3 separate regions of the Mus musculus genome follow, and regions 2 and 3 are each linked to region 1. The links are chromatin loops, found by intact Hi-C in ENCODE. Cell type or tissue: left cerebral cortex. All regions are shown on one strand.

Evidence for each region. Peaks named below come from ENCODE experiments on the same cell type or tissue, not always from the same donor. Only the 100,000 strongest peaks of a DNase experiment are listed, where the experiment ranks them.
Region 2: it touches region 1 in a loop (2.5-fold over the local background); 2 of 42 quality-filtered maps call a loop at or near these places.
Region 3: a loop joins it to region 1, with 2.3 times the contacts of the local background. A loop is called at or near these places in 2 of 42 quality-filtered maps.

The regions. Positions count from the first base shown.
Region 1 is chr6:148,435,513-148,443,512 of GRCm38, reverse strand. The region is part of intron 1 of Tmtc1 (transmembrane and tetratricopeptide repeat containing 1); the gene reads left to right. Among named protein-coding and RNA genes, the nearest start is that of Tmtc1, 4.8 kb to the left of the region's middle. In left cerebral cortex, a CTCF peak has its summit at 3,680 (motif pointing left); DNase peaks (open chromatin) are centred at 368, 488, 724, 1,411 and 1 more place; H3K4me3 peaks cover 2,065 bases; H3K27ac peaks cover 1,568 bases.
Region 2 is chr6:148,623,189-148,631,188 of GRCm38, reverse strand. No RefSeq gene overlaps it. Among named protein-coding and RNA genes, the nearest start is that of Gm6313, 13 kb to the right of the region's middle. In left cerebral cortex, no CTCF peak of the experiment used is centred here; DNase peaks (open chromatin) are centred at 3,788, 4,453 and 7,912.
Region 3 is chr6:148,610,916-148,618,915 of GRCm38, reverse strand. It overlaps Gm6313 (predicted gene 6313), which reads left to right and starts at 4,607. Exons shown (of 3, transcript NR_045867.1): 1 at 4,607-4,702. In left cerebral cortex, no CTCF peak of the experiment used is centred here; DNase peaks (open chromatin) are centred at 2,605, 2,878 and 3,260.

The DNA.
Region 1 (8,000 bases):
GATCTCGTTGCTCTGGCTGGGTTCTCTCGGGTCGGACTCTGATCCTATTGCTCCAGGCTTAGTCCTGAATCCACCTGGCTCTACCTCTGGTCATTACCCGGGACAGCTTAAGGTTCTCAAGGCTTTGCTCAGGTTCTGAAGCACTACATCGTTTTCTTCTGGCTCTGTTTTGGGTACTCTCCGCGCTACTCGGGGAGATCTCTGCTCTGCCCTATATCTTCCCAGCTAAACCTAGGTTCTCCCGCGCTTCCTGGCTGCGGAGTTGGGACCGAGTTCTGCCTGCTATGTCCCCCGGGGCTTCAAGGATGGCAGACTTCTCGCTGGAGCTTTTCCTACCCGCGATTAGCGGGTTCCAGAGGGTGGCGATGCTCCAAGTTGTCAGCTTCTCCAGGGAGGTTGTACTGCTGGGCAGATGAGGAATAAAGGGACCGGACCAGGTGGCCTACGATGCTCCTGAAGCTGCTATGCTGTGGGTGTTCCAGGTAGGAGCTAGGGAGAGGTGTCAGGCACCCTACTCTGAGCACCGGGCTTTGCGTACTGGGATGCTAATAGCCTCCCTAACCCGGGCATTTCCAGCCCCAGCCTCTGCATCCCGGGTGCTGCACCCAGCCTCCGGGACCCACACTGAGAACGTGCAAGGGCGCAGAGAGCCCCTTCCCCAGCCCCGGAACCATGACTCAGCATTTCTGGTGTGAAGTAGTGGAACCGGACTGAGAGTACGCATTTGTAGGGTGGTGTATCTGCTTGAATCCTGAGGGAAAGGACGGGTTGGAACCAAACCGATGAGCTCCATCCAGTGTAACTTTGCTCCGCGTTTGAGCTGGTGTGCGTTCAGAACACAGCAGCTCACAGGGTATTAGCTCCGTATTAACTCGTTTTCAAATCTTTGCCATAGGAACCATAGTTTATGGCACTGATCTCTGGGGACAGCTGGCAAAATAACAGTTAGCGTGAGCCTTCAGGCCCAGAGCTTTGGAGAGAAAAGGAAAACCTGCAGCTGTCTTTCACGTAATTCTTTCGAATAAACTAATGTTTTAAAGACGGCGAGAAAATAACACATCTGACTCCCAAGGAGATGTTTTATAAACATTTATCTTTGGAAAGTTGTGTTAGTTTTCATCCCAAAGATAGCCTTAGCTGAAGAGTTTCTCAGCCCTTTTAATTTCCCAAGTGCTTTTTTTCTTTTTTTTAAATCATAAAACTAGGAACGCTTCTTTTTACACTGGATGGACGATAGGCGTTTTCATGGACTGGGTGAGGCTGTTGATTAATTTGAAGGTGTATAAGCTCACTGCACTCCATATGCGGACTTTTTACAGCCCTGGAGCCTACCCTGGTCCCTGGCCTGAGAACAGTTTCCATTTAAAGCGTCAGGGCTGAATGCCTGCTGCTGGAGGACGGGCATAGTAAGTGTAAGGTGCTGGCTGTCCAAGTGTTTTTAATAGTTCCTAATAGGAACTCTGCCAAGCCAGAGGAGGAGGGGCTATCCACCTCCACCTTTTATCACTAGCTTGACTTCATCGCCCCTGCCCCCACCCTGCGGAGGGGTTGGGGATAGTGATGGGGATGGGGATGGGGAATGAACAGGGCTGGCAGAATGGGGAAAAGGAAGGATATGCAACCTGTTTCTGGTGCAGTTGTCTAAGACTGTTGCTCTTTGGTTTTGGGTTTTTTTTTTTTTTTTTTTTTTTTTGGTTGTTTGGTTTCTTTCTTTCTTCCTTTCTTTCTTTTTCAACTTGTCACAAGCTAGGTTCATCTAGGAAGAGGGAAACTCAGTTGAGAAAACGATGCTCCCATCAAATTGGTTGGTAGGTAAGCTTGTGTGGGCATTTCCTGATTAATGATTGATGTGGTGTCATTCATGGGCTGAGCAAACCAGTAAGCTCAGCCCACTGTGAGTGGTGTCATTCCTGAGCTGAGCAAACCATGTTGGTTCCTGCCTTGACTTCGCTAAATGATGGGACTATGGTGCAGACCTGTAAGGTAAATAAACCTTTTTCTCCCTAGGTAGATAGATATTGTGTGTGTGTGCACGTGTGTGTTGTGTTTATCACAGCAATAGAAAGCAAATAGAGACACAGAGGAATCTCCCCCTCTTTTTCTTTTCTTTTCTTTTTTCTATTTGTTTGTTTTTGTTTCTTTGTAGACAGGGTTTCTCTGTATAGCCCTGGCTGTCCTGGAACTTACTCTGCAGACCAGGCTAGCCTCAAACTCAGAAATCCGCCTGCCTCTGCCTCCTGAGTGCTGGGATTAAAGGCCTGCACCACCACGCCCAGCCCCTCTTTTTCTTAATGGGCCAATTGAGCTGTGAGTCTACAGAGCACAGGGTGTGATTTGGAATAGTTACCTCATCTGGAAGAGAAAGCATCGCAATCCCCTCTGCTCCTTCGGTCACTTTCAGTTAGAATGGCCAACTCATCTATAGTAAATGAAGTGTGCCCCATGGTCCAGTGCAGCAGCAAGAAGCTCAAGGTCCTTGAAGACTTCAGATACTTTTAATAGTTTGTTTTTCTTTCTTTTCTTTTACCTTCTTCTTTGTTGTTGTTTGTTTCTTGAGATATGCTCTCACTCCATAGCTCGGGCTGGCTTGGGATTCACTATGTAGTCCAGGCTAGCTCTTTACTGATCATAATCCTGCCTCAGCCTCCTAAATGCTGAGATTACACATTCAGTGAGCCACCACGCCTAGTTAGATCTGCATAATTTGAACCTGCAAGAAGGGATGGAAAACTATTTTATTTGGTATGCATCAAGCATTGGCCTAGTGTCCTGGTTAGTTTTTATGTCAACTTGAAACAAATTAGAGTCATCTGTGAGGGAGATGACTTTAATTGAGAAAAGGCCTCCATAGTATCAGGCAGTAGGCAAGCCTGAAAGGCATTTTCTTAATCAGTGATTGATGTGGGAGTATGCAGCCCATTCGTGTTTCCACCTCTGGGCTAAATGGTCCTGGGTGCTAGGAAATTAACATTTCTATGAGATACCCCATCCCCTAAATTTCATCAGCTTTTGAATGCATATTTTATTTATCTTGGTGTATATTTAGTTCTCTGCAGTTTCATGACAGGCATCAATTTCTGAGATTCTACTACAGTCACAATGCCTAGAGCACTTCCATCTTGTGGATGATATACTTCCTCACTGTAGCCATGCGCCTAAGATCTAACACCTAATCAATAAAACTCCCACTTGACCCAAGACGACCACGAATTCTCCATCTCTATAGTTTTATCATAGCAGAATTGTTTCATACATACTTTATTGAGGTTGGTTTCTCTCTCTCTCTTTCTCTCAGCATTTCTTTGGAGCCTTATTCAGATGTTTGTGTGCAATGAAGAGTTAATTCCTTTTCACTTCTGAGTGGTATTCCACTGTATAGATGTCCCGTAGTTTATCCACTTTCTCTATTTTTGTACCTTATATTTTTGTTCTCATAGAACCCCAAATCAAATTTTAAAAACTTTTCTTAATAAAAGTAAGTTTATATCCTTGATACATTGACTGTGTGTCACATATTGCATGGGAGGTAGTAACCCCCTTAAGAACAAACATAATTGATCTGGAGAGCTGGCTCAGCAGTTAAGAGCTCTGACTGCTCTTCTAGAGGTCCTGAGTTCAATTCCCAGCAACCACATAGTGGCTCAAAAACATCTGATGCCCTCTGGTGTCTCTAAAGATAGCTACAGTATACTCATATAAGTAAAATAAGTTAATAAACCCTTTTTAAAAAAGAACAAACATAATCAAGTGATACATAATTCTTTTGTCTGGACAAATGCTCTGTATAAAGAATAACAGTGGCACCTGCTTAGTAAACAGCCTGATCATGTTTCTCACATAAAGGGTTAAGTTGACTGAGGAAAAGTTTACCAGATCATAACAATTTCAAGGACCAGAGCAGGGAAACAAGTTGTGACAGGATTGTACTCTTCACTTTAGCTATCAACATTGAGACTGTTTCTAGAACGCCCTTCCCAGGGTGGCTCTTCCCAGGGTGCTAGGGCTGGCCCCAGAGACCCTGGGGGGTTTCACACCTCATTTACTGTAGAAGAGTTGGCCACTCTAACTGACAGTGACCAAAGGAGTGGAGTGGCCATGGTCAGGCAGAGAAGGTTGGTGCAGGTTTTCAGGCTGTGGGGTCTCATGCAGATTAAATATGAAGTGCTGACTACTCCTGGAGGTGACATCACTAGCTCGGGTTACAGGCCTGCTGACTCCCTCAGCTCCTTTTCAGTTGCTGAGGGTGCCAGTACCAAGATATTCTGGCATGTGGTATCTGTGGTGCTAGTTCATCAGCCCTCTTGCCCAGTCTTAAACGCTCCTGAGCAAGGACGTGCAGGAATATTTTTAGACGGAAGTAAAGGAGAAACAAAGAGTGTTTTCCTTCTCCACAGACCTCACACACTTTTGATTCTGCTTCTGTTTTTACCCTTAATTTCTTTTTTATTGGTGTTTATTCAGTGTACATAACTGGGGTCGGAGGTCTTCACAAAGACTGTTTTCACTCGAGTGTATCCTGTACTGACACTGTATCCCAGCCCATATCCTCCCCTCCTCCCCTTTGTCTTAGCTGCCCCCTTACCTCTTCTCTGGGCTCACCTGCATGCCATGTGTGTGTGTGTGTGTGTGTGTGTGTGTGTGTGTGTGTGTGTTATATCTATAAACTCCAAGTTCTACCTGTGAGAGGAAACATCTGATAGTTGATTTTTCTGATCTGCAGTTGCGTCCATTTTCCTGTGAAGGACATAATGTCATTTCCCCACCCTGGTCACTACCTCTGAAATCAGGAGGGATGCATTAAACGTTTCTGTAGATACTAAACTGACAGAACAGAAGGCCACAGTGCCCATAACACCCCTTGAAAAATTGCTTTGATTGATTTAAAAGGTACTTAGTGTTTTCATTTTATCCTCTTGGGAAGAAGTTCCTGTGGAAATTTCCATTAAGTCAGTGAATGGAACCTGCCTGAAGAGACTATAGTCTTCAGCACTGAAGATGGGGAAGCTAAGGCTAATTACAGGACCTTAAACTCATGGTTTTTCTTTCCATGTTTAGGCTATTAGATCATTGTTTGCTGTAAAGTTTTACTGAACACTCCTGATACTAACATAAATCATAAGAGTGAAGTGGGTGGCTTAAATGTCAGAGCTAAAAAATAGAATATGTTAATATGTGTGTTGTGGGGACCTGCAATGCTTTAATGCCTGATAATGACAGATTTTACCAGTAGTTTGCATCTTAGTAGCCGTAGCATTCTGCCAACTCTGAGAATGTGCAAGCATTAGCTATCATCACCTACACCCAAGGACCGTGAAATGTTCATCTTGTGTCTACTCCTACTGATCTGACCTCTTTGAGGTCTTGTTGTCAGGCAGTCTGTCTCTGCAGGGGTGACAACTGCTCTCTGTCCTATTCTAGACAATAAGTGAAGATGGCCTGGGATGTTTGATTAAGGTACCCAGGGTGGGTGTTCTCTGATGGAGACATAGACAAGTAAAAAAAAGGATTGAAGGCAGTAAAAACTCTAGTGGGGCAGGAGGGAAATGACATTAGAGAACAAACAAAACCACCCTGCCCTGAAGTCATGAGAGTGGGAGAGCTGGTCCAGCCCCTCTGTCTGCAGCACTTGGGAGAGCAGGCCCTGTACCTTGCTTGGGCAGCACAATATAGTTGACCCTGCTAAAGTGATCTTCGGTGAGCTTGCCCCCTATGGCATGAGAGCAGGAGAGTTGGCTCTACCCTTTGCCAGCTGTGGTGTTGGGTGAGCTAGCTAAGGCAGTGCTTGGAGAGCTCACCCTGGTGGTGTGGATGCAGGAAAGCTGGTGGGCTGACCAACTCAGCTGCCACCTAGCCCCAAATCCAGGGCTTTGAGCTGGCCTACCCCATCTGTTAAGGACTAAAGCATGTAAAAGAGCTGGTTCCTGCAGATCCAAAGCTGCAGGATCTTCATGACACAAGACAGCAGCAACAGGATATCTTAGAGGATCCAGGATTGATGGTGTAGCAGGAGCCAGAGGTCTCAAACCAGACCCATGACTCATTGCGATGAACATTTGCAAGTGAAGATGTGTTGACAAAGGGTATTTTGGGACACACTGTCACACATTACAGCTTCCACAAGGAGATTTCTTTTTTCTTCGAAGGGGAGGTTGCAAGGGTGGAGGGCAGGTACGAAAAGACAGGGAGATGAGTGGGATTGGGATGCATGATGGGAAATTCACAAAGAACCAAGAAAGAAAGAAAGAAAGAAAGAAAGAAAGAAAGAAAGAAAGAAAGAAAGAAAGAAAGAAAGAAAGAAAGGAAGGAAGGAAGGAAGGAAGGAAGGAAGAAAGAAACCCCAAACTTTGAAAATTTCTATACTACAAAAAAAGCCCTGGAGGTAGAGACTGTGATCATGTCACAGGGTGAAGTTGAGACCTCAGTCTGGTTGTATAGGAAGCCAGGAACAGAGTACTAAATTGAGGGGTGGGGGAGGATTTACAAGTTTGTCCCCAAAGCAAATCAGGGAATGCCTTCAAAAGTAATCTGTTTTTATCGACAAATATCCTTCTATTTTCTTTGCAGCCACACTCTTACTTTTTCCAGGTTTGCGTGTAGTCAGTCATTCCTCTTTTTGAGGACTGAGGAATGCTTGGTCACACCAAAAGAATGGTAGTGTGTCCCTCTCACTGATAAGACGTGGCTTCTGCCTGCAAAGTCCTGGACTCTACCCTGTGGTCTAAGCTGTCGTCTCCACCCAGCACCCTGGAACCCTTGTTCCTTTACAGAGCAGACTGCTGCTGAGGGCCTCTGCAGTGAGCTGTCTTCTAGAAAGCCCTTCCCCATGCTGGGCAGGGCCAGCTTTCTCTGTGCTTTCAGGGTCTGCTCAGACATCACTTTGTCACAGAGGCATGCCCAGGACTCCTGATCTGCACCCGCTCCCTGTTTTCACTTTCACTTTCTTATGCTGGTCTGTTAGTCACCTTTTCAGCACTGTGACAGAATATGTGAGATTAGTTAAGCGAGGATGAAAAGGAGGGAGGGAGGAAGGGAGGCAGGGAGAGAGGTACGTCATATTTTAGCTCACAGTTCTAGTGTGTGATTGCCTGGCTCCATGGTTTCTGGGCCTAGGTGAAGCAGAGCATCATCATGACAGAAGGGTATAACAGGGCAGAGCTGCCACCTCATGCAGCAGGAAGTATAGAATGAGACAGAGAAGATCATGGGGGCCAGATAAAGCCCCCAAGAGCCCCCTGCCCTGTGATCTATTTCTCCAGCTAGACTCCACCTTCCTGTAACACTAGCAAATTACTAGTCTAACACTGGATAGTTTCTGCTTAGGTCAGAGCCCTCATGGCGTGAACACTTATCATACATCATTTGCCCTTTCCCCCAGGGTAGCACTGGTTTGATCCGCCTTCTAGGAACCAAACACTCAACACATGGACCATTTGAAAGACTGCCCTTATCCAAACCCTCCATACCCCGACTGCTGACATCATTTTTGCTCCTGGTTTCAGTGTTCTGAGAACTGTCTATAACACGTAGAGCTTTGCCTTACTTGCAGAGCTGAAAAATTAAAGGTGGAGCTGTGCTCTGCATGGGAAGCCTCTTGGTTTCTGTCTTTACATTTTTTTTCTGTGTGTGTGTCTGTCTGTCTATCTACATATGTACTGGAGTGCAGAGCCTGTAGAGGTTGTCAGATGTCTTTGGAGCTGGAGTGATGGATAAATTGTAAGTTGCCTGAAGGGAACCAAACTCAGGTCCTCTGGAAAAGCAGAGAGTGCTCTTACCCACTGGGCACTCTCTCCAGCCCAGTTTTCTGTCTTTGCTTTTTTTTTTTTTTTTTTTTTTGTTTTTTGGTTTTTTGGTTTTTTTGAGACAGGGTTTCTCTGTGTTGCCCTGGCTGTCCTGGAACTCACTCTGAAGACCAGGCTAGCCTTGAACTCAGAAATCCGCCTGCCTCTGCCTCCCAAGTACTGGGATTAAAGGCGTGCGCCACCATGCCCGGCCCAGTTTTC
Region 2 (8,000 bases), 190 kb before region 1:
GGTCGTGTACATTTCAGTTAATATGAATATTAAAATTTTTTATGCAGAATTTTGTCTCCAATACAGTTTTCCTCACTCCAACAATTCTTTACTAACTCACCCAATTTATAACTTAAAAAATGAACACAGAAACACTGAGGCCAAGAGGGCCTAGTATTCTTGAGACAGAAGATACAGGAGTTACCATGGTGAGACTAGAGCATAGACTGCCTTAAGGACCACCTTATCATTGTCCTTCATGATGTAGGATAACTCATGCTGTCCTCTCTCCTAAATGCTAGTAAATGGATTTTAATAAACTCTATTAGTTATTAATATGACCCTGACAGCCCCCCAATAATCATGGCAAAGTCCTATGGGTTTTTTGTTGTTGTTGTTGTTTTTTAAAATTAGCTCTAGCACAATTACTGGGGAATTACCTCTAATCTAATTTTCTCTATTGCTAGACTGGTAGTTCCCAGCTGCGCTCCCCACATACTTGCTGTTTGAATCTCCCCAGGTTATTTCTGTTCCAGCAGTCTGTCCTGGGGCGGGGGCAGCGAGGGGCAGGGCATTTTACTCAGCGCTTGCTCCTGGTCCATCTCATCTAATAGAGATCGCCTGTTTTCTGTTTTCTTTTTTCACCTCCTTTCTTCTCCTCTCTCCTCCTTCCTCGTGGTCCTTATCTGTGATCCCAGCCCAGTAACTTGAACACTGCCTTTCTGTTCTTCCCAGCAATTGGCTGCAGTCACCATTATTTAACCAATATTTTTAAACTGGGGAGAAAAGTTTACCCAGCATCCCTTGGTGTACATGAGGATCTGCTCATCAGGGGCAAGCAGATCTTGGGAGCCAGTATTTAACATTTAAATACACAGCATCATCAGACCAAACCCCAACATGCTAGTGTCCATGTGTAGGTATTTCCCTGTTTGTTCTGAGTTAAAAGTATGTTTTAGGTAAGAGAAGGCCACATCTGTTGGGACAGGATTGTGACCGCCTGTGTGACCTCTGGTCAGTGGGTTAGATTCTCTGGTTCCAAGTTTTTTAATCTTGAAAATGACAGCCATAAAAGGGTATTTCTGTTTAAGCTACCTCCACAGTTCTCTGGTTTTCTTACAAATTTTTATAAATCTGCAGACTGCAGTTCTTTGAAACATTGTTTTTATCCCCCATGGCAGGTGAGAACTTTGAGGCTCTGCTTGGTGATGGGATCTGGGAGGGAGTGTCTTTGAGCTAAGACACAACTAGTTATCACTTCTGCTATATTAGTACCTTGCTAAAAACTAAAATGCTTTCAAAGTTGCATAAGTGAAAACTGGAGATTACTGGAAGGATACAGGAATTCTCAAAGGGCCCAAGTGTGGGTGTGGGGTACTAGCTTCTAGCAAGTGGAAAACCTGATTCGTTTTGTCCCTTCTCTAGTACCTGAAAATACTTTTTTTTTGCCTTTTGTCCAGGTGGTCTTCATTTCCCTTTTCTTCAAAGACTGGCTTTCCTTATTTTGTGAATGAAGACTGGGCTCATCCAACCCAGCTTTGCATGGCTTCTCTGAGAGACAAAGTACAGGGGCTGGGCTGTGAAGATCGCTTAGTTGTGTAAGACAATTCCTGCCATTCATGGTTATGAACACACATAAGAGACTGGCTACCTGGCATGGGCTAGATGTCTGCTTATACAGTAGTGGGAAACTAGTATAAAGTATAGTGAAAAAAGTGAGTGCAGCATTGTGAGCCACAGGCCAAAGGATCTCGAACAGTGGCTAACTTGGTTTTGTTGTTGTTGTTTGTTTGTTTTGTGGGCTCTAGGTTTCTCTGTGTAGCCCTGGCTGTCCTGGAACTTGGTCTGTAGACCAAACTGGCCTCAAAGGGAGGTGGGGAAGGTTCCAGGTAGAAGGTGCACCACAATTAGCATGAAGATGTATGATTTCCAGGAGAATGAGCGTGACAGTCTGAATCATGGGGAGACACAGGAGCCTGGAACTGGTCCTCCTGAAGTCAGTGTCAAGAGAACTCTTGTCTTTGACAACAGTTGTGGTTGCCTTTGACTTAGATTCCCATGTTAAAAAAAAGTTATGTGTCAGAACGAACATGATATTTAAATGAGATATTGAAGATTTTTCATATTGATACTAATTTTTTCTTTTAGAAAACCAGAGCAAGAGTTCTGAAGGTTTCAAAAATCATATTTGAATCATGCATATTTGTAGAGGCTTGCATTGATGATCTCAAGCGAGTTCTTTATATCCATTTGTATCTTGAAAGAAATTTAATATTTAAGGAATGGTGTCAGGAGCCTTTTTGGTATGATTGATTTTTCGTCCCATGGGATGGAGAAATTGTGCCATCACTCATACCTAGTAATTGATTTAAGGTTTGAAAACTAATTTTCTTCCAAAGAACATGAAGATTAATGGAAACTTTCTTATAATCATTTCTGAACACCTACAGCTGGATGTGTTTGGTTGAAGAGAGTACTGACCAGTGAGGTCTGAGACTTGGTTCCAAGAGACATTTGCTCCTAAACATAGGCAATTAGAAACAAGGTGACCATACAGGAATTAGGTCTTATGTTCCTGCTCTTACACATGTATTAAACACACATAGCCTGGTTTCCAAAGTCCAGCCTTCCTTATCTTGATCATTTTAAGAGTGAAATAACAGCTTATTTATGTTGATAAAGATGCATCTGAGTTCCCTTGAATGGAGGAAACATGTTTCCTTCGTAGCACTTCTGGTAAAAAATGAGAACAAGGACTATTTGTTGAGTACACACCCACCTGCATCCTCTACATCATTCTTGTGTGTCTGGCTGATCTGTAATGCTCCGATAATTGTATGGTTTGAGATTTAACTCCTGTCTGTTGTATCCAAGCAGCTGGCAAACTCTGAGCTAGAACAGGTGATTAAGTGATTTCTTGTTTTGCCTGGACAAGATGATGAGCAGATGCATTTGAAGTATTTTCTTTCTGGCTTGTTCCTGAGGAAGTTCTGAAACTCAGTGTCTGTGTTTTAGGTGATGTAGCAAGTGTTGGGTAGCACCAGATTGCATTCCAAGAAGTCACTTTGCTCAAGATGATATGATAATGTCTACGGTATCATGCCCTTTAGAATCAAAGCGTGTATGGGGGAGAAACGGTATAATTCTCAAATAAGGAAACTGTGTAATGATTGAAGACTGTACAGGTGTATAAAAGGATTTCCCTTCATTTATATTTCTTTCATCATGGTGGAGTGGTATTGCTTGCTGATACAAGTATGAGGCTCAAACATTAATTTTATCGATAAGAAGATGTACTACTCCAAAGTTGAGAATACAGCCTTCTGAGGCAGTGTTGCTTAAGTTTTAATGGAGTGATGTGTAGAAATAGGCTATGTTACGATTGTTGCTGTGCAATAGTCTCCTTGGAGTTGGCTAGTTTTTATGGAATTGGAGATAATGTCTCAGATAAACTTCAAGTCTAGAGAGGGTATGACGTTATCTTTCAACTTTAAGAGTTTCTGATTAAGTTTTCAACTCTCAATCACTGTTGAGATGAAAAGCACTAAAGAGTGTCTGCATTAAGGCAGGAAAGTAACTCCTGTAGCTGTCACACACCCTCAAAAGAGGGTCACTGGCCATGCTTGCCATTGGGAAGGCAGAGCTCAAAGATGTTGTATAATTTGCTTAGCATCGCAGACTGAGAAAGCAAGAGGCTTAGATGTGTGAACTTGGTCCTGGGTCTCACTATGTTGTCAGAGCCTTACATTTGTGAGACTGAGCCCTTAACACCAGATGTTCAGTATCTGTGATGACTAATTCTCCACCACACTGACAGGATTTAGACTTGCTGGGGGAGCACAACTCTGAGTGTGAGGAAATTTCCAAAGGTTTGACTGGAGAAGGACAGCCAGTCTGAGTGTGAGTGGCACTGTCCTGTGAGTTGGAGTGCTGAATGGAATAGAAAGGACAAAGCCAGCTGAGTAGCATTGTTCATCTTGCTCTGCCTCATGACTGTGGCAACAGCCCTCCTGTTCCTGGTGCCATGCTTTCCCCACAGAAACAAGACAAAACAAGCTCTTCCTTAAGCTTTATAGGTCAAGTGTTTTGTTATTGCAACCAGAAAAGTACCTATCAAAGCAGTGTGGAGAGCATTGTTTTGGTCTGTTTTCCATATCCTGAGTGGATTTGGTCCCTATCTGACACACACTGATAATTTGCTGTGATCTCACCTCTGTCATCTTTGTGCTGGAGAATAGTGAGCATCAAGGTGCAGGGCCTTGGGCTTAGCAACTTCCAGGAGCTCCATTAAACCCAGGAGCCAAATGGGAACTTTATTTCTCTCCACTTCCCCTGCTTCATGCACTTTTTTTTTTTCTTTTTGGATTATAAGGTGCCAGCTCACTGATGGAATTAAAGCTTGGTCCTGATAGCTTATGGATTTTTTTGTTGTTGTTAGATCATTCTGTTCCTCTGGAAAAAAAATTTATGTGTAACATTTGTGAGGGTTGGATCTTTTTCAAGGTTATAATTACTTTACAGGCTTTTGGCCAGGATTTTAAAAGTAGATGCATGTCTGCACAAGCGTTCAATGTAGGTAAAGTGATATTTTACTACAGAGGTTTATGGTGGTGAACTGCTGTGTATAAGCTTTCTTACAAAGAAAGGCAGCTAATTCAAGTAAGAGGAAAGGGTAAATGTGGCCTAGTATGCCTCCTGTTTGAAACGAAATGTCCCCAAATCCTATATTTTATATTTATACATTTCTTTTAAATTCTTTACCCTAGAATATTCTGTTCCAAAAAAAAAAAAAAAAAAAAGGAAATCATTCTTCCATTGGCTAAATCCCATCATAAAAGAGGGGGGAGAAAAGCAATATAAATAACATAAGCACTCCTCTTGCTCTGGAAGAATGACTTTAGACACTTGCAATTCTTTTCCCTGTCCCTACAGGAAAACAGTGTGTATACCGGTCTCTGTGAACTACAGCACTGCAGCTGGCTCTCCTGCAGGGAGCTGGGCAGGTGGTGGTTTCCTTTATGTTCAGCCTTGAAAGTCACAACCATCAGGTCTGCTAGTCACACATGCTCTCCCTGATTCATTATGGGACAGAATACAAAAAGGCACATACTTGGGGAACCAAAATAGAGGCCTTTTCCTCTCTCTCTTCCTCCTAGTCTTTCTATTTCTTGTTGATTATCTTGAAACAGGATTTCTTAATGTAGCCCAAGTTGGCCTTGAACTTGCAGAAATCTCCTGCTTCAGCGTCTAAGTGCAGAGATTCTGGCTGGGCACTCCTATGTTGGGCTTGCAGTTCTTCTATTATGTCCCACAAGCTCTTCTGGATGCTCTTCATCAGTCTTTTGCTTTACATGTCATATATAAACTGTTTCTCAAGCTTGTCTCCACCCCTCTCATCTTCTTTTACTCTGTGAGGTAAATGTATTTATATCACAATATGATTGTTTGTGTTCATTGTCAACTTGATTTGGTATCACCTGGTAGACATGCCTCTGGGTAGGATATTTCCAGAGATGTTTAACTGAAGAGGAAAGATCGACCCTGAATGTGGGGTGGGGTACCATCACATAGACTGGGGTTTTGGACAGAGTGTAAAGGAAAGGAGAAAGAAGTGAGATTAGCACTGACATTTGTTCCTCTGTGCTCCATGGAGATGTCATGTTGGCTGCTTCACTGTCATGGCTTCGCTACCATGATAGACTTACCACCATGGACCAAAACAAACTCTCTCTGAAGTAGCTTCTGTCAGACATTTGTCACCAGGGTTTGAGAAGTAGGTAATACACCCAACATCTTTTAAAACATATTATCTTGTGAGAATTTTCTTAGTCAATTCTTCTTTAAATTACCCAAGAAAATTCTTGTTTTCTTAGGTAAATTCATCTACATGTAGAAAAATTTTCATTTGACTCTAGATAATTATAATTTTTGGTGATTTTATATTAATTGAAACATATGAACCATAATGCTATTTACTGCATCTCATTTACTTGTAGTTACTCAGAGAGTTCCAGTTCTCATTTTTTGTGTGTGTGCTCTCACTTTAACATCAGATTAATTGTTAGTCTGTGCCCATATTGTGGAGAAGTTTTTTTTTTAAAAAAAGTTTATGTTTTCACCAAACCACCAGAGCCTTTTCTAAACATCCTCAAAACAAGGATCAATGTTTGCCACAAGCATTTTCTTTAGAGTGACCCTGAGATTCGGGCTCCTTGGAAGACCTGTCTACCCTCCTCAGTTCAAAATGTCCATCTTTTTAAACGGACCCTTAGCTCTTTAGCCTTTGCAGGTAGCTTAGCATATCAACACTACTGATTGTTCTGTGTATAGGAAACTAGTTACCTTTGGGGTAGTTTTTTTATTTTCTCTTCAGTTTTATGAGCTGGGCAATTTTTCCTATCTTAGCATCAGAAGGAGTGAATACTGCTCTTCAGATCATACTATCATGGGATCACTCTGACAGTAGTGACTCTCAGCAGAGCTCACTTTGTGAGGAATACATACAAGCTATCCATCAGAGCTCTCCTTCACTGGCATCACATTTTATGCCAGGATGTTTTATGAAACTTGTACATTTCTGTCAGTTGAATCACAAATATTTATTCAACACCTACTAATTAGATACAATACTGAATTTCAATTAAAACAACAACAGGCATCTTAGAGTATTTGAGGAATAATCAACAGACTGCTAGCTGATAATGGAGCAGTAGGACTCACACAAGCATACTCTCCCATTTCCCCGAAGTCATGAATGTGCACTGCATGTATGGGTGGGTAGTGTCTTGATGCCCAGATTCCATGCTTGGTGATTCACCTGCTGCCCACCATTTTTATTTTTTGTTGTAAACATTGAATTTCTAGATTTCTCTTGTGTAGAGCTGGGAAAAACTTGAGCTGCCTGCCTGACCCAAATGTTTGCAGAGGAAGTTGGACATGACTGTTGTCCGGCTTAGTATTGTTATTTATATTGAGACAGGATTTACTGTGTAACCTAAGGTGGCCTTGAGTTTATTGTAATCCTGCCTCGGCCTCTTTTGTTGTTGGGATTATAGACTTGCTACCACATCAATCTGGCTCACTGTGCTTTCCCGTTTCAACGTTCATACTTATTAGTCCTTTTTTTCTCTCTGTCTGTCTCTCTCTCTCTCTGTCTCTCTCTATGTGATGTTTTATTGTGACTTAGTGGCATTTTATTGTCTTCTTTTTCATTTGTAAAGTTGTTTTAATTTTTGATATTTCAGTTTCTATAGCGGATGGTAAACCTTAGGCTAAATTCTCTCTGGTGTTCTTAAACCTAAGCTATGTTGGGCCTTCTGGGAAAATCCATTTGCTAGAGAGCCATCATTAGGAATATTAATGAGTCAATGATATAATACATTTCCTCTCCCTATAGGTAGAAGAAATTCACTATTCCATACAGTAAACCACCAGGAAATTAAAAACATGACACCTTCAAGTTATGATGGGGCTATGGAAAATATTTTAAATGTGGTTGAATTTGAAATAAGCATCATGGGATGCTTCAAGGATGAAAACAAAGGAAGTCCAAGTTCAGCCATGTGACCCAGGGTCTGTCAGTTGGTCATTAGCTCCTGGGCCAGTACTGGCTGACTCACACACCCCCCCCCCATACTAGCTGTGCCATATGATATGTGTGACACTGGAAGCCAAGTAAGATTCTGCAAATCAGAAATCTGTAGAAAATTTCCAAAAGGACCTGACAAGGGTGATGATGAAGGGTTTCTTAGAGGAGTGGTTTTTTGGAGTATGGGAGACTGACTTGTGTTATGATGCCATGGAGCACAAATGTACTCCAAAGCTCCTGGTTTAAAATCATCCAAAGTCTGTGCAATCAATTGTTTGTGATAAGTGTATGCTGTTAGGTGGCAGAAACATACAGCAGTTGGTGATGTTGTGATCAGAGAACTGCAAGAGCTTAGCCTCCTATCTCCGGAGAAGCAATGACTCATAGTCACTAAATTAGTGTGTGTAGTGACTTTTAAAAACTTAAATACAGT
Region 3 (8,000 bases), 180 kb before region 1:
GAGAGAGAGTGTGTGTGTGTGTGTGTGTGTGTGTATGCATGCATGTATGTGAGTGTGTATTGGCCAACTTTCCCTTCCTTAAACACCTGGGATAGTTAAATTTAAAGAGAAAAGATTTATCTGTGTTCATTATTTCAGAGGTATCTCCATAATTGATTGTCATCATTTTAAGCCTATGGGAAGGCAGGCCCATCATGGTGGAAGTCTGTGTAGAGTGGAACCATCTTCCTCATGGAATGGAAGAGAAAGGAACCCCTAAAGGAGTGTGCCCTCGGTGAACTAGGACCTCCCACCAGACTCTACCTCACAACAGTGCCAACTTAGAAGCCAAGCTGTGAACACATGGGCCTTTGGGGAAAACTAATTATGCAAATTAGAAGCCAGATCACTGTGTGTGCCAGAATGTTACTCCATCTCCAGGAGATCTGTCACCCTCTTCTGGTTTCTGTGAATACCTACACACATAAGACACACATACACATGAGTAAAGATAAAATCTTAAAAGAGAAGTCTTTCTTGGCTCACAGTTTCATGAGGTGGGGGGAGGCTTGGTGACATGAGGGATCTGAAGCAGGAAGCCAAGAGATCACATCTCAGCTACATACACACATCAGAGAGTGAGAACTATAAGTGAGGTAAAACTTTAAACTCTCAAAGCCTGCCCCAATGATGTACTTCTAGCAAGGCTACTATGCTAAAGGTCTCATAACCTCTTGACACATCAGCACAAAGTCGGGACCAAGTGTTTAAACACATGAGCCTTCATGGGACATTTCTCATTCAACCACCACACTTTTCCTGCCACAATGGACTGTGAATATTCAAACCATGAATCAAAAGAAAATGTTCCCTCCTTAAATTGCCTCTTGTCAGGTAGGTATTTGGTCATAGCCATGAGAAAAGCAGGGAATATACCACTGTTTGTCAAAGCCCCACAGTGAAACTGAGCTGCTACCTAGAGGGCATGTGTGTGGTTAGGTTAGAGTATTCCACAGTTAGTATACTGTAGAGACTGCAGATTATAGGTTAGAGGATTCTATACTTAGTGTGCTGTAGAGTACAGGCTTTGGGATAGATAGCAAAGAAGAGCAGAGGAAACACCTGGAAGACAAACAAGACACCCAGAAAATTCAGATCTGGTGTCCTGCCCACACGTGGTCAGTCCCATCTTACAGGAAGATTGGGTAACAGACGGTTCTCCAGGCTCCATCCACATGGAAAGAGGAATGTGATGTTCCACATGGCTCTGAAGATAGACAAACACTAACTCAGAGGAAGAAGAGCCAGGGGGATTTATCAGAAGCATTCCTGAATTTTGAAGGAAGTGTTTTCCTGATGAGAAAATTAGGTACTGACAGCTCTATTTGGTATGAACGGTTTCACAGAATAGCAGTTTCAGACAACGTTGATGGGTTCTGCTCTGATGCAGCAGGTGAACACCTCAGCGCTCTGTCACCAAGCAGGTAAGGATGAAACAATAACTTCCTCACAAAGCTTCTTTCAGCCCATTAGAGAAGAGCAACAACTCCTTGTTTCAAAGTTGCAATTTAGCGGTTATTCACTTGTAAGAGCTCAGCTGTAGCATCACTCAGTCCTGTCCCAAAGACCTCCCTTCCCATCCTTCACCCAGTGCCAACTCCAACCAGGAGCAGACCTTTTAAAATTGAACATAGGTGCCCATGTGTGAGCCCTCCCCTGTAGCAAGTGGTAAATGCCCCTGGTAGGTTTCAGATGTTGGGTAGGAACACTTAGGCAGAAAGGGCAGTGAGTGAAACCCATCATCTGAGGAGAATGGAGTGTATTTGCAAACAGTTCAGTATTTAGGGCTAAGTGTGTTAAATATTGTAAACATATTGCCTGCATGAAATTAAAAATGATTTTTACTTTTTCCAAGCTTATGTAATTAATTAAGAAAAAGAAAAACATAAATAAAAATTATGTTATGAAATAACCCAAAAGTTAACATAGCTTTATCTAGATTTTCTGTTTGCAAAATTAAGCCTAGTTTATAGATATCTAGTTCTAATTTTTGTGAGTTGGGTGAAATTGTGGCTTGGTAAATATGTGTCCATAAGAAGTGTGTGTATGTGTGTGTGTGTGTGTGTGTGTGTGTGTGTGTGTGAAATATCATTAATTGACCTATGGTGTAGTTTACAACCTGTTGGTATTATGATGAGCTATAAGTCTTGAAGAAAGCAAGGGCACAACAGGGGGTCCTTTTATAGAAGTTGCAGGAAAGTCACTTAACCAAGTCCCAAAAGCTGAACACAATTAAATTCATAATTTAAATATTTAAATTAATAATTTATGTAAACACATATCAATGAAGAAGCTTATTATTGGTATCTTACTTTTTTGAAACCCCCTTCCCTGTTTAAGTCATCACAGTAAAAAATGACATTGAGATAATAATTGCTAAAACAAGAGAATTCACTTTATGTAAGCCATCAGAGCAAGCACTTTACACATGATTTAATTCCTCTGGGACCTGGTGAGGCAGACGTTTTAAAGGATTAGTAGGAGGATTTGAGAGTTTAGAGAATTTTCTTAGAGTCACCCTGCTAGGAAGCAGAAGGCCCAGAATAGTGAAGTGTCCCTGAGAATTGGTGTTGCTGGGTTGGAAGAAGTGGAACTGGTATGAGGCAGAGCTTGACAGCCTTCTGGTTTGCGGGCATCTCTAAGCATGGTGTTTACAACGGCAGTTCACATGTCCTTGTTAGGTAGCTAGATGGAGATTAGGAGCCCCAGAGAGCTTAGAGGATGGACCCCTCCCTAATGAAATCTACTTCTGGCCTTGGACATTCTTATCTGCTCCAAAGATGAGAACATTACGTCCTGTTATCTCCTCCTGTAAGAGTTAATCCAGCTGAGGGCTGTCATTCACCTAGCTTGAAGTCCATCCCTGGGGAAGCTGATTTACTTAAAGCCATGCTAAGGAGAGAGGAGGAAACGTTATCTCCTTAATGAGATAATGTACTTACTCTTCCCAGAAACCCCTCCCCAGGGCAGTTACTTGCTGAGTTTTCCCGTCTCGTAAAACAACAGTTTGACTGATTTCCAGAGGGACCCAGAAAAGCACAACTTTTGCTTTTCCTTCCTTTATTCGCCTTTTCTTCCTGACACCGGACAAAGGCTGAGCATGCTTCCCCTGACTCTCTTCTTTCCTCTGAAATCCCTCCCTTCTGCTGTTCAGCAGCTTGTCTGCCATGTAGCTGCTCACTGACCCCCCCCCCCCCCCCCAGACTCTGCTTTTCAAAGTCTTGTCTCTTCCTTCCTCTTTCCTGTATCTTTCCTGGCTACTGCCAAGACTGACAGCTGGTCTGCCTGGCGTTTCTCTCAAATGCTAAAAAAAAAAAAAAAAAAAAATTGCTCTTGAGAGTCTTACTAAGTCTGTTTTAAAATTCTTTTGCAAATGAGATTATGTTTCCCAATCCCTGCAAAGAAAAAAAAATAACTCAGATTTCCCCTGTAACATATACACACAATTTGGGGGTCCCCAAAGTTTTTAGAAATATCCTGATATGGTCTCAGAGTCTACTTTCCTGTCAGCTGTGACTGCACTGCACTGCATGGATGAAACAAGGTCCTAGGGCTATAGAAGGGAGGTCGGTGCAGGCTCAGAAGAGGAGACTCCATGCCTTAGAATGTCCAGTTTGTACCAACACTTCTTTGATGTTGGTCATGAGCAGTGGATAGTGCTTAGGATGCATCTAATCTGCAAACACTGCACCCTCCAATCCTCACCTTATCACTGTTTCTGTTGCAGTTTCCCTGAGCATGTCTATTTAGCAGGTTGCAGGGAGGAAAGTTACCTTGCTCAGCCTCCTCATTCCCTCCTGCTGGGCTCAGGTGCCCACCCTGGAACCTGTGACTGACAAAGTCACCATGCTACCAGCTGTGTCCTTTCGAATTCCAGGCATTTCTGGCATCCCCTTGATTCTCATGCCCTGTCACAGCTGAGTAGGTCACTGGGCCTAGAAGCAGAGCCTGATGCTCATGGTGACATGTGCTGCCATTTACTTTGTGACTTGGAATTTTAACCCCAAATTTTATTATAAAGACTCCTCTAGCATCTTGACAACCCCCACCCCCCACTACAATTAGATTAACAAACCCATGCCATGTGTGGCTGGTCAGTTCTGAAAACTCTTAATTCTCAAATTGCTCTGTTAATAGTTGTGAGGCTCTATAGAGACTGATAAATCACCTTATGACTAAGCCTCCCAAAGGATTACTCTGATGGTTCCCTGGATCAGTAAGCATTTAGAGCTCTGTTTCTGCAACCCATGGATTTGCATCTGCTGTTTGTTTGTTGTTGTTGTTTTTTAAAAATAAAATCTCAATTGTTTGGTTTAGCCAGATGCTGGGGTGAAAGCCTGCTAGCTCAGAGAAGCAGAGAAAACACACAGCTGGCCTTCCTTCATAGCTGATGTCCCAAAAGGAAGCTCTCCTCCATGAGTCTCAAAACACCTCAAACTGAATGTCCTTCCCTTCTACTTCCTGTGTGCCTCTCTACCCATCCTCCTGACTTCCTTTTACTCTCTGATTTTTCCCATGTTTACTTCCTGTCAACTGGTTGCTTGCTCTACCTCTTAACCTATGGTTGACTTTGTTTAATGCTGTTTACAATTAACAGAAAGCTCTTTGATTAAAGGTGTGTGCTAGGACTGAGTCATGAAACTAGGCACAGATGGAATTACAGGTGAGTCTGATTTGTCTTGAGTGGGTGCTGGGAATCAACAGTAAATAATGCAATATCAGGGGTCACAGTGTGGTCAAATATACTGCAACATGCATCTACATTGCAAACCACAGGTTTGCATGTACTGATCAGTATAATTGGGTATTGATGGGTCTCTCTGTGCTGGTTCCCTTTATTTATTTATTTGTATCATGCCTGGTATAAATAAGCTCTACAACACATTATTTTGGCTGCTCAACTCCCATGTATGGGATGTAACAAGATTTTCTTGCTGTATTTTGACCTTTTCTTTTTAATTGCATTTGACAATGCTCAGCATTGCAATGTTATAGCCGTGCTGGCCCAGTAGAACTTCCCAGAAGACCACAGAGAAGGTGGCTTGATGTCATGTACCATGTTTATGAATGGCATTAGCTCTTTTATTTTATTATTATTATTATTATTATTATTATTATTATTAGTTTTTCGAGACAGGTTTTCTCTGTATAGCCCTGGCTATCCTGGAACTCACTTTGTAGACCAGGCTAGCCTTGAACTCAGAAATCTGCCTGCCTCTGCCTCCCGAGTGCTGGGATTAAAGGCATGCGCCACCACACCTGGCTTGGCATTAGCTCTTAACTTTACTCAAGGCTAGTTGTGAGTCATGAAGATCTTTGGACACAGTAATCTTTTACTTTCCAAGTAGAAACAATGATTCCTATACTCTTCTTGATTTCTGTGTTGGGTACTTTGAACAGGAATGAAACTTTTAGGATTGTTAAGGACTTGAGGTACAGGGTACCAGAAATTGTTATAAAGCTGATGAGGGATGTTAAAGGGTTAATGATTGAAAGAAAAAAAGGAAGAAAGAAAGAAGAAAGAAAGGAAAGAAAGAAAGGAAAGAAAGCAAGCCAGCCAATGTGAGAAACAGTCTGTCTGACTCTGTCCACTCTCCGTCTTGGATAAGTAACCTAAAGACCCATAAGCCAGGAAGCATGTCTTCAGGTTTTCTTAGCTGATGGGATCTTTGTAACTCACAGAGCTACTATTATATTTACATGTCCTGTAGGCCCCTGATAAAGCTTTTTGGTTAATTGCTTTTGAATTAACCCAAGCATCTACTGAACAGGCAGAGACGAGAAATCTGAGGTGATTTCTCATAATAGGGTGTTTGTTTCTCCCCTTTTAACCTACCCTTCTTTTGCTCCACCCATGTTTCCCGGCAGCCCTAGCATTCAGGCATTGGCAGCTGCAGCCTGGTAGACTTAAGTGATGTTTCCTGATACACACAAGGTGCTCTTCTGTAGTAGAGTCAGGGGAACCAAAACATAGTGTTTGGGCTTCCTCTTTATTTCTCCCAGCACTTGACAGCTTGGTCGGGCTGTGGGTTCTGAGCTGGGTTGGGACATCTTGGTTCTTATAAATGGTATGGGGTATAGTGAGGCTTGTGTCTTTCTGCTGGACAGCCTGGTATTTGCACTCATAACTCTTTCTTGGAGATATCATTTGTATGTTTGAAAACATGAATGCCTTTTGAATTTGAATATTTATTTTAAAAAATTGAGCCCATATATTTTGCTTGTTACCTCTAAAATCTGTCTTGGTGTATTTCAGAAAACTTAAAATATACAGGGATACAATCTTTTTATAATAAAATTAATATATTTAAAAAAGGTTTATCTTATTTTTAATTATGTGTATGCAAATGCCCATGGAAGCCAAGGTGCCATATCCCCTAGAGCTGGACGTTCACAGGTGACTCTGAGCTGTCTGAAGGGGGTGGTGGGAACCACATTAAGGTCTTCAGCAAGAGCAGAACAGGCTCTTAAACCCCAAGACCTTTCTCTATCCCAGTGACTATCTTTTAAACAAAGTATGAAACTTGGACTTAGTGGCAGAGTGCTTGCCTAGTATGTACAAGGCCTTGAATTGTGAGTCTTGGCATGGAAATAAAATATACAACTGCCTTTCACAGAGTATCCAAATAGTTAAGATTAGGAGCAAAGTCAGCATTTTATAACATCTTGACATTTATCCGAGTGTGGTATCTTTAATAAAATAACTAACTTTAAAGTATTAAATGTATAAGAAAACCCTTGGTAAGTTTTACAGGGTTTGGAATGGATTCAACAAATACCTCTGCACTGTATTCCACCCAATTCTGTTTCTTTCTCAAAAATACCATTATCTTAAATTTTATATTTAGTGTCCTCTTTTTATGATTTTAACAGATATGATTGTGACCCTAAGGATGTATTGTGATCTTTCAATGCATTGAAATTTAAATTGACTGAAAAGCTGTTCTGTTAATAATTTAAGTTACCTTTTCACTCACCTTTGTTTTTGATGTTCATCTGGGGCCTTTGTTTTGCCCAAAACCAAATGGCCATTTTCATTATAGGATCACAAATTAAATATACACTGTGCTATAATCATGGGGTAGACATCTGGTTTTCTACTGGTCTGTTACAGGTAATCCTGCTGTGAACTTCTCTGTGCCTATTGCTGGAGGGCTGCAAGGCTTACTAATGACTAGTTCTAGGATTGACATCTCTGGGTCATAGGCACTGTGATGGTTTATACATGCTTGGCCCAGGGAATGCTACTATTAGGAGGTGTAGCCTTGTTGAAGTATGTGTGTCAATGTGGGTGTGGGCTTTAATACCTTGCTCCTAGCTTCCTGGAAGCCAGTTTTCTGCTAGCTGCCTTTGGAAAAGGAGGTGGAACTCTCAGCTCCTCCAGCCCCATGTATACCTGAACACTGCCATGCTCCTACATTGATGATAATGGACTGAACCTCTGAACCTGTAAACCAGCTCCAATTAAATGTTTTTCTTACAAGAGTTACCTTGGTCGTGGTTTCTGTTCACAGCAGTAAAACCCAAACTAAGACAGGCACCATTAGCAATACCAAACAAATTTGGGTTTCTTTGATTTATGTGTACTTTCCAAAATACCACCTCAGTATTATATTTTGTGACTGAGCCATATTCTTGGTACTGTCAGACTTCAAAATTCTGGCCAACCTGAGGGGTGTGGAATGGTGGTACATCACTGCAGGGTTGGTTGTTTTTCTATGAATTCTAAAGAGATGTTTCATGATATGCTATTGGTCACTCGAGTTGTCTCTTCACTACAGTTCATGTGTTTTAATTCTTTGTTCATTTTTTTCTTGTTAGTGGGTTGTTCTATTTATGTATGCACCTCCTGGGCTGATATATATATAGTGTGTGTGTGTGTGTGTGTGTGTGTGTGTGTGTATTGCTCTTTTCTTTGGGGGTGGCAGAAAAATATTCAAAATTTATTTTCAGACAGACAG